Regions from separate parts of the Homo sapiens genome. Here region 1 is linked to region 2. Evidence: chromatin loops called from intact Hi-C (ENCODE). Cell type or tissue: GM12878. All regions are shown on one strand. Each heading gives the region's core, and the rest is flanking DNA. Links, peaks and the distances in the headings are about the cores only. Region 1 overlaps KIF6 (kinesin family member 6). Region 2 overlaps KIF6 (kinesin family member 6).

Region 1 (5,388 bases), core at 85-5,084, 120 kb after region 2:
TTTTAGATATGACATCAAAAGCACAAAGAGCCAAAGGAAAAAAATAAGCTGCACTTCATCAAAATTAAAAATTTTGTGTTTCAAAAGACACAATCAAGTAAGTGAAAAGACAACACAATGGAGATAATGTATGCAAATCATATCTATCTGGCAAGGGACTTGTCATCATATCCATAATCCATAACATACAAAGAAATCTTACAACTCAATAATAAGAAGACAAACAATCTAATTAAAAAGCGGGCAACAGATTCGAATAGACATTTCTCTAAAAAGAAATGCAAATGGCCAATAACATATAAAAAGATGCTCAACATAATTGGTCATTAGGGAAATGCAAGTCAAAATCACAATAAGATGCAATTTCACACCCACTAGTATGGCTAAAACAAAAAAAAAAAGAGACAATGAGAAGTGCTGGTGACAATGTGGACAAATTGGAACCTTCATACATTGTTGCTGGAAATGTAAAATGGTACATTTTGAGGTCTTAACAGTTCCTCAAAATGTAAACCTAGTATTGCCATATGACCCGGCTAGGTGTATACACAGCAGTATTAAAAACATGTGTCCACACAAAAATTTGTAGTGAATGTTCACAACAGCATTATTCATTATTTAGCCAAAAAGTGGAAACAACACAAAGTGACCGTCAGCTGATGAGTGGATAAACAAGATGTACTGTATCCATTCCATGGGATATTATTTGGCAAGGAGAAGGCAGTACAGATACATGCTACAATAAGGATAAAACTTGAAAACACATTAAATTTTAAAAAGCCAGTCAAAAAAGATGATATATTGTGATTCTATTTCTAGAAAATGTTCAGGATAAGAAAATTCCATAGAGATAGAAAGTAGGTTAGTGTTAGACAGGGGCTAGAAGGAAGGGAAAATGGAGAGTGACTGCTAATGGCTATGGTACAGAGCTTCTTTTTGGCGGTAATGAAAAGGTTTCAAAATTAAATAATGGTGATTGATGGTGGCACATTTGTACTAAAAACAACTAAATTGCATGCTTTAAAGAGTAAATGTTTTAGTATTTGAATTACATCTCAACAAAGCTGTTGTAACAATAAAATAGTAAAGAAGAGTCTATACTCACTTGCTAATAACCAGATGTGTATACTATCTTTTCAGTAGTATTTTTTAAAGACAGAGAGAAGGGTAATTAATAAAAGGAATGAAAAGCTAATGATACATTTCAGCAATGAAGAGTGAGATAAACATTTTTGTTCAGAAGTATTTCTGAACTTCCTAAAATCAACAATGCAGGCTGCTGCTTAATTCATCTCAGCTAGAGACAGTCCTAATATGTAAATAAATCAACCCTTTATAAACCCAGAGTTTGATGATCAGAGGAAATTTCCATTGTAGAAATTCTCTCCTTCCTTTTGCAAAATGCACTTTTCCTAGAAGTTTAAATTAGGAAGCTAAGGTAGTTTGTCATTTCTTATCTTTTAATATTTGCATGAATTAAACAAAAATAAAGCCTCAACCCTTTTGGAGATTATAAACTGAAGTGTCACTCCAGACACAACACATTTACATGCTAGAAAAAAATACAAGTCATTTTAAAGTTTAGTTTTTCCATTTGTATTACTCTTTGTTTAACTAGGCTCCAAGTAGAAGATTGTCTGGAGGATCTGCACAAAGTGAGACTTCATTTTGTTTACCTCCGGATGCAAAGGCTTTAAGAACCTCAAGATACAGCCTTGCATTCCAGGGATGAAGCCAACTTGATCATGGTGGATAAGCTTTTTGATGTGCTGCTGGATTCGGTTTGCCAGTATTTTATTGAGGATTTTTGCATCGATGTTCATCAGGGATATTGGTCTAAAATTCTCTTTTTTTGTTGTGTCTCTGCCAGGCTTTGGTATCAGGATGATGCTGGCCTCATAAAATGAGTTAGGGAGGATTCCCTCTTTTTCTATTGATTGGAATAGTTTCAGAAGGAATGGTACCAGCTCCTGGATTAAGAAAATGTGGCACATATATACCATGGAATACTATGCGGCCATAAAAAATGATGAGTTCATGTCCTTTGTAGGGACACGGATGAAGCTGGAAACCATCATTCTCAGCAAACTATCGCAAGGACAAAAAACCAAACACCACATGTCCTCACTCATAGGTGGGAATTGAACAATGAGAACACTTGGACACAGGGTGGGGAACATCACACACCGGGGCCTGTTGTTGGGTGGGGGCAGGGGGGAGGGATAGCATTAGGAGATATACCTAATGTAAATGATGAGTTAATGGGTGCAGCACACCAACATGGCACATGTATACATATGTAACAAACCTGCATGTTGTGCACATGTACCCTAGAACTTAACGTATAAGAAAAATATATATATATATAAAATAAATAAATAAAGATGAGAAAATGGAGCCTCAGAGAGGTAAAAAAAAAGAATCTCAAGATACAATGTCTAAATGAAAGTAATCAACAACAAATCATTATTGTAGTAATAATTTAGTTCACTAAACCAAAAAACAAGACATGAATTATAGTCCCTCAAAGAGACAGCATAGTTGAAAAAAAAAGAAACAAAATATAGTAATAGGATCATGGATTTTATAATTGATGTCAGCAGAGGTCTTCTAACTACATTTTGTCCACCCAAAGAATTCCCTCCAAGGTATTTCTGAAAAACAGTTACACAAAGTATGCTTAGACAGGACCAGGTTGGACTTAGAGAACTGGGCAGGGCTGATTTCATTTTTGAGAGGGGAGGGGCAGGTGAAGCAGCACCTTAAAAGTTTAGTCTTAGTTTAATAGTTAAGTTTAACAGTTTAGCTTTAGAAAAATTAAAAATCAAAGGCAAATACATTTTATATGTATTTAAAAACAGTTGCTAGAAGCAAAACGTACTAGTTCACTCAGAAAACACAAACCAAACAATTGGTACTAAGGACAAATTTTTTAAGCTAATAGAAATACGCTATATACATGTTTAATCTGACAAAACATCTTTGCATAAATCAACACAACTAATTTGGAACAAATGAAAATTAAGCTCCCCTATTTTAAATACACAGTTCCGCCTTATCCATACTTGCCTTTCACACAGTTCTGAGATCCCGAGTAAGTGAAACTCAGTTATTTTGAAATCCCCAGAGCAGTTAACTTCTGTCTACTGTAACCCTCTTTCTAGAATAAAGTCTCTCAATCCCTCATAAGCAGTCCCAAGGGGCAACTGGATCTTTTATAGAGAAATACGGTAAATGACTCCTAACTGTTTCACTTTCAGAATATCTCACAGTGCATAAATTCAGTAGCTTAAATTTTAGAGATTTCAACCAAAAACAATAGCAATTCATAATTAGCACAATTAACACAATTCAGTTTTGCCATATATAAAAATAATCTTCTCATTGGTTAAGCCAAATGAACATGGAACTTGTAAAATTTCCAGCAAGATTTTGATCACGGGGCATTTCCTGTGCTGCAAAGAAGGGAGAAAAAAATGTGAGGAGGCCGACACTTCTGGGGAATTTAAGAGAATAGTAGACTTTGAGAGGTCTGTTTTTCTGCCTAGCAAGCTTTCTTAGTCCCTCTTATGGTAATAGGCTCCCAGTCTCCTTCTACAAGCTCAAGAGGGGCAGGCAGGTGTATGGACCCCATGACTCAGGCCTGGCCAGTCATACCACTTGATCCCATCTTGGTTCCTCCAACCACTGTCCCACCTGTAACAGCTATTATATCATTACAAGAAGCTGGTGACATGACTCAAGCCGAGCAAAAAAGAGTGCCTTTGTGTCTCCTGTATAGATTTTGAGAAGAAAATAAGTTTTATTTTTACTGGGGTCCCTACTAGAGGCCGTATCCCCTGCCCTTCAGCACAAGGAAGCAGGGCCAAGTAAAGTTCAGATGGGTGAAGGATTATGGCTATGTCAGGAACCTAGGTCAAACAGTGAAGGCCCTGATTTTTTTTTTTTTTTTTTGAGACAGAGTCTCCCTCTGTCACCCAGGCTGGAGTGCAATGGTGCGATCTCAGCTCACTGCAACCTCCGCCTCCCGGGTTCAGTTCAAGTGATTCTCCTGCCTCAGTTCCCTGGGTAGCTGGGATTACAGGCACCCGCCATTATGCCCAGCTAATTTTGGTATTTTTGTAGAGACGGGGTTTCACCATGTTGGCCAGGCTGGTCTTGAACTCCTGAACTCAGGTGATCCACCCACCTCAACCTCTCAAAGTGCTGGGATTACAGGCATGAGCCACCAAGCCCAGCTAATGTTTTTTAACTTTCTTTTTTTTTTTTTTGAGACAGAGTCTTACTCTGTCCACCAGGCTGGAGTGCAGTGGCATGATCTTGGCTCACTGCAAACTCTGCCTCCCGGGTTCAAGCGATTCTCCTGCCTCAGCCTCCCGAGTAGCTGGGACTACAGGCAACTGCCACCATGCCTGGCTAATTTTTGTATTTTTAGTAGAGACGGGGGGCGGGCGGGGGGGGGTGCCTCACCATGTTGGCCAGGCTGGTCTCGAACTCCTGACCTCAGGTGATCCACCCACCTTGGCCTCCCAAAGTGTTGGGATTATAGGCATGAGCCACCATGTCCAGCCAAGGGCCTTGATTTTTATATCACTCCCTTCAGTTCTTCTTTGAGCTAAACCAGTTATGTGAGACAAGAAATCCTCTCTGCTTTGAGTTGGAATTCAGTTACATGCAACCAAGAGAATCATAATTATTGCAAAGTTTCCAGAGTGATCTGAAAGACACCTCTTAGTCCTTGATTTACAGCAAGGATCTCAAGCTGGCAGTAAAACTTGCCTACAGGAATGCTTAAACTTAACTAAATTTGAATGCCTTTTTGCGAGACATGTTCTTCAGTTTGCTGTGGTCCCCAACATTCCCTAACATCTTAGGATCAACTGCTTCCTAAAGGTATGTTACTTGCCTAGACTTGAAAGCAGGGCTGCATCACTGCATAATCACAGTGCAGTCCATGCGAATGCCGGTGCCCCCTCACCTTTGTGCAGTGCCTAGCCATTTGTGTAGGCCACTGTGAAGCATGTCCCCTGGAGGTGTACAATATAGAAGTCCTGCGTAAAGGCATGTGAGTTTAGTTCCCCTAGTTTAGATACTGTCCTTTCTAAAAGCATGTTTTGGCCCAGGGCAGTGGCTTATGCCTGTAATCCTAGCACAGGAGGCAGATGGATTGCTTCAGCCCAGGAGTTTGAGACCAGCCTGGTCAACATAGCAAGACCCTGTCTCTGCCAAAAAAAAAAAAAAAAATTAGTTGGGTGTGTGGTGTGCTCCTGGAGTCCTAGCTACTCGAGAGGCTAAGGTGGGAGGATCACTTGATCCCAGGACTTCAAGGTTACTGTGAGCTATGATTGGGTGACAAGAAGACCCTGTCTCTAAATAAATAAGTAAATA
Region 2 (5,388 bases), core at 117-5,116:
ATTTTTCTAGCCTTATTTCTTCTGATTTCCTGCACACCTCCAAAGCTCTGGCTAAACAAATATCCCTGCCAACTCTACACGGGTTTCCTTGTGTCCCTGCTCCCAAGACTTTGCTCATATTATTCTTTTTTTAACTTGTATTTTTAGTTGTAAATGGACAAATTATCATTGTATATATTTATGAGGTACAAAGTGATGTCATGATTTATGAATTCAATGTGGAATAATTAAATAACACTAACATATCCATCACTTCAAATACTTATCATTTCTTTGTGGTCAGAATATTTGAAATTTACTCTGTCAGCAATTTTGAAATGTACATTATTTATTATATTCATTATGCAGTACAATATATCTCAAAGTAAAAGACAACACTTCTCCCATCTAGTTGAGGCTTTGTACCCTTTGACCATCATCTCCCTATCCCCTCCTCCCAGCTTTTGGTAACCACCATTCTACTCTCTGCTTCTTTGAGTTCGATTGTTTTAGATTCCATGTATAAGTGAGAACATGTGGTATTGTCTCTCTGTGCCTGGCTTATTTCAATTAGTATAATGATCCCCAGTTCCATCTATGTTGTCACAAATGGCAAAAAGTCTTTCCTTTTAAAGGTTGAACAGTATCGCATTGTGTATCTGTACCACATTTTCTTTATCCATTCATCTGTTGATGGACATTTAGGTTAACTCCATCACTTGGCTACTGTAAATAATGGTGAAGTGAACATGGGAATGCAGACATGTCTTTGACATCTTGATTTCAAATCTTTTGGATACATATTGATTTCAAATCCAGAAGTGGCATTACTGGATCATATAGTAATTCTATTTCTAGTTTTTCTAGGAACCTCCATATAGTTTTCCACAATGGCTGTATTAATTTACATTCCCACCAACAGTGTACAAGGGTTCCCTTTTCTCCACATCCTCCCCAACACTTGTCATCTCTTGTCTTTTTGATAATAGCTATTCTGACAGGTGTGACTTGGTATCTTATTGCAGTTTTTAATTTGCATTTCACTAATGATTGGTGATATTGAACATTTTTTCATGTATCTGTTCATAGACTGGAAGAATTAATATTGTTAAAATGTCCATGTTACTAAAGTGATCTATAGATTCAATGTATTCCCTATCAGAATTCCAAAATCATTTTTCATTGCAATAGAAAAAACAAATTCTAAATTTCATATGGAACCACAAAAACCCCTGAATATCCAAAGCTATCATGAGTAAAAAGAACAAACAGCATGGTCCTAGCATACAAATAGACTCATCGACCAATGGAACAGAATAGAGAGCTCAGAAATGAACCACACATGTAGACTCAACTGATTTTTGACAAAGATGCCAAGAATACACAAGGAGAAAAAGAGACTCTTCAATAAGTGGTGTTGGGACAACTATTTATATGCAGAAGAACAAAACCGGATGCTTATCTCACACCATATTCAGAAATCAACTCAAAATGGACTAAAGAGTTAAACTTATCTGAAACTGAAAAATTACTAGAAGAAAAGATGGGGGAAAAAACTACATGACACTGATCTGGGCAATAATTTTTTAGATTTGACCCAGAAAGTGTAGGCAACAAAGGCAAAATTAGACAAATGGGGTTACATAAAAATAAAAAGCTTCTGCAGAACAATGTAAACAACAGAGAGCAGAGGCAACCTATGAATTGGGAGAAAATATTGTAAGCCATACAGCTGATCAGGGATTCATATCTGAAATAGATAAGATATTTATAAGAAAATCCAATAACTCTACAGAAAGAAAACCAATAATTCAATTTAAAAATGGGTGACCTGGCCAGGCGCAGTGGCTCATGCCTGTAATCCCAGCACTTTAGGAGGCCAAGGTGGGCAGATCACAAGGTCAAGAGATTGAGACTATTCTGGTTAACACAGTGAAACCCCGTCTCTACTAAAAAATACAAAAAATTAGCCAGGCGTGGTGGTGGGCGCCTGTAGTCCCAGCTACTTGGGAGGGTGAGGCAGGAGAATGGCATGAACCCAGGAGGCGGAGCTTGCAGTGAGCCAAGATCATGCCACTGCACTCCAGCCTGGGCGACAGAGCGAGACTCCGTCTCAAAAAAAAAAGGGTGACCTGATAGACATTCCTCTTAAGAAGACATATAAATGTTCACATTATTCTTTAAGACTGAGATGTTCTTTCTTCCATCTTTGAATGTCCAAATTCTGCCCATCCTTTGAGATTTAACTTTCATGTCACCTGCTCTGTAATGCTTTTCTCAACCTACTTATTAAATCCTCTCCTTCTCCTTTGAATTCACAGAGTATTTCTTCCAATTCCTGCTTAGAGCACTTGTTATTTCAGTCTCTGCTCTTTGGGTACAAAGCCAGCCTCCACTGTTTAAATGTAAGCTCCCCAAACCAGAGACCCATTCTCCGTTCACCTTGGCATTGCCTACAGCATGTACCCTGGTACCCTGGGCCTTTCTATATACACAGCAGGGACTCAACAAATTCTCATTGAGGAGGAGATAAGGGTCTGGAGCCTCCAGGCTACAGCTTTGGCTTTCATTTCACCTTTTAAAATGCCAATGGCATCATCTGTGATGAGTGGGTTCTGTTGGTATCTCAAAGAGTTAAAGGAGGTGGTGAGTCATCAGGGCTCTCAGAACACTGACTGGTTCCAGGTGACTATTTAGAATAGGCAGTCAGAAAACTAAAACAGAAAGAAATTTTTAAAAAACTCCAACCTTAAAATGCCTCCTATTTTAAAGTGAACAATACAACTCTTTCCAAACTACGGAGCGGAACAATCTCTCTCATTATTTCAATGAAACCAAAACAGACATTTAAACTCCAAAACAACAACAAAAAGCCCCAAAGCCCCTAACCTTCCTTGGCCATGTCAGGCTGCTTGCGCAATGACTCTGCAGGGCTCTCTAGGGAACCATGAATTCGGTTTCATTTTCTAATCTGAAGGGAGTTATTTTCAGCATAAATTGGTAAAGTGGAGGTGAATGGGAAATGAGAGAGGGTTGTCAAAGGGGAGACAGTTTCACAGCAGTTTCAGAGATGGTCAGATTTACTTACTTTCTGCATTAGAAGCAGCCCTAGGGACAGTTAATAGAAACTGTTAACACTGACATAAGGCAGAAATTCTTTCAAAACAACATACTTATTAATTTTTTTGTATTTGGTTTAGTTTATACAAGCCTCTTGTATATAAAATAATGGAATAATAAAAGCCTGATCAGCTCCTAGAATCTTAAATATTGTAATGAACTATCCCATTACCTGTTGCTTTGCCGCCTTGATTCATCCACAACAATTTTCATCCTATTTGTAGTTTTGCCAAAAAAAAACACATCAATCCCCAATCAATCCCTCCCCCAAATGGTGAGATCATTATCATTCCATTTGTGAGCCTACCTCTGCTTAAAGTTATTGGTAGAACTATATCCAATAACAGTGAAAACAACTCAAAAACCCTTTCAGATAGAAGTCTCTTCTTCAAAACTTTAACCTCATTTGTATTTGGACCTTACAAAAAATTTCCATTCTTTTTTCAATGATTTTCTATTCAAGTAAACTTTATTCATTCTCCAAACAAAACTCTAGTCTGTCTCAATAGCAATATCAAGGGAGGAAAAGAGTTACTGAAACTCTTGACTATAATTATAAGGAAGGAGAGTGATTATAAGATGCTGTGGGGAAGAAGAATTATGAGAAGGGAGATGGTGTGGGCAAGAAGACATAGAAATAGAAAAGGCCTGGCACACAACAAGGGGCTGGGCAGTGATATCTGAGGCCATTTCTGCATGGGTACAATAGTGTGTGCCTTTGGAAAAGGCCAGTAAACAGAGCTCCTCCTCTATCATAAGCCATGAGGTTCTAACATGAGTACCGATTTTATTTCAGCAGAGATGCCAATCCCATGCTCTCTATAGCCAACAATGTCAATTGGGGAAATTGTGGGGCCAGGGAAGGCACTCACGGTTCTTGTCTCCATGAAAAGCCTCACCAGCCACCCAGACACCAGGGGGCCAATCCTCACCCTTACCCCCAGCATCCAATCTGCCCCAGATCCCTGTCCACTCGACCTCATAAATGCTTCTGATGCCCCTGCCTCTCTCTCATCATCCCTGTCCTTTGGCCTGGACTTCTGCTATGGCCTCCTAACTTGTCATGCAGTCTTAGTGTCCTCTGTCAATCCCTTCTTCCCATGTCAATCAACCTGTCGTCCCAGCCTTTCACTCCCCAGATCCTAACCACACCTGGCTTTTGTACTTCCTAAAATGCTCCTTCCACCACAAAGGCCTGGAAAGCTATTCATGCCATTGATTCTCTCTGCTTGTAATATTCCTTCTAGCCACATTTCTACCTTCACCCCCGCTTTTGGGATTTTCCTGGTCTTAACCGGAGGTTGGCTTCCTGGTATGTGCTTTCTCAGTAATACAGACGTGTACTTCTGTAATCGATTGTTCAGTGGCTGTCTTCCCTGTCAATCTGTACATACTCTGAGGTCAGAGGCTGTATTTGTCCATGTATATTTTATTCTGTAATATGGAATAAAACAAGAACTTATAGGATAAAGATTAAATGAGTTAATCCAGGCAGAGAACTAGAATAGTACCTGATGTATATAAGGACTGTGTAAGCTGTGGCCATAGTAATACTAATTAGCACTATGCCTAGAACAAAGGATGTGCTCTATAAATTATTTGTTGAATGAAAGAGGAATGAATAAATGAATGAATAAATTAATGAATTCAGCAATCCAGATGGCCCCCTTTTCCCAACCAGCAAAGATGTATAGAAAACTATCACAGGGAGGAATTATTGATCTTCATTGTCTACTGCCATCACAATAAGTGGTAAAAACAGCAAGTTTGGTTTCCTGGGATTTTGAGTTCATTCTACCATGTTGCTGAAAAAATATTCAAAGCAAGGAGAAATGGAATTAAGAGATAAAGAATTGTAATGTCACAAAATGTATTTCCATGCTTCTCAATCTTGTCTTAACTAAAATATATGCTTCTTAATGAGCACCATACTGCTTAATTATTTCCAGGCTGAATCCTTCAGAAAACCATGCATGTCAGGTAGTCCATTCCAACACATGTTTATACAAAACATTTCATCTTAGGTTGCCAAAAAGGGAAGGGCTTTACCCATTTGTTCTAGGACATTCCATAGATCTGGTTCCTCAATGTGTTTAAGGGAAAGGCATCAGTCACCTGAGTGCACATCATGCTCTGCTGGCCTAACAGAAACACACGCGAATGAACTTGGGCTCCCAGCACAGTCTGTAGTAGCAGGACTGACACACCTTTCAAAAGCTGGAAACAGGAGGGAGGGCAGCCAAGATGGCTGAATAGGAATAGCTCTGGTCTAAAGCTCCCAGCGTGAGC

What was found. A loop is a pair of places that touch in the nucleus more often than their neighbours do. Peaks named below come from ENCODE experiments on the same cell type or tissue, not always from the same donor. Only the 100,000 strongest peaks of a DNase experiment are listed, where the experiment ranks them.
Region 1: a loop joins it to region 2, with 3 times the contacts of the local background. A loop is called at or near these places in 1 of 110 quality-filtered maps.

What each region holds. Positions count from the first base shown.
Region 1 is chr6:39,643,771-39,649,158 of GRCh38, forward strand. All of the region lies in intron 3 of KIF6 (kinesin family member 6), which reads right to left. Among named protein-coding and RNA genes, the nearest start is that of KIF6, 79 kb to the right of the region's middle. In GM12878, for the core only: no CTCF peak of the experiment used is centred there; a DNase peak (open chromatin) is centred at 3,186.
Region 2 is chr6:39,527,693-39,533,080 of GRCh38, forward strand. The region is part of intron 13 of KIF6 (kinesin family member 6); the gene reads right to left. Among named protein-coding and RNA genes, the nearest start is that of KIF6, 200 kb to the right of the region's middle. RefSeq lists enhancers at 2,685-2,824, 2,935-2,994, 3,015-3,094. In GM12878, for the core only: no CTCF peak of the experiment used is centred there; a DNase peak (open chromatin) is centred at 2,939; H3K4me3 peaks cover 312 bases; H3K27ac peaks cover 661 bases.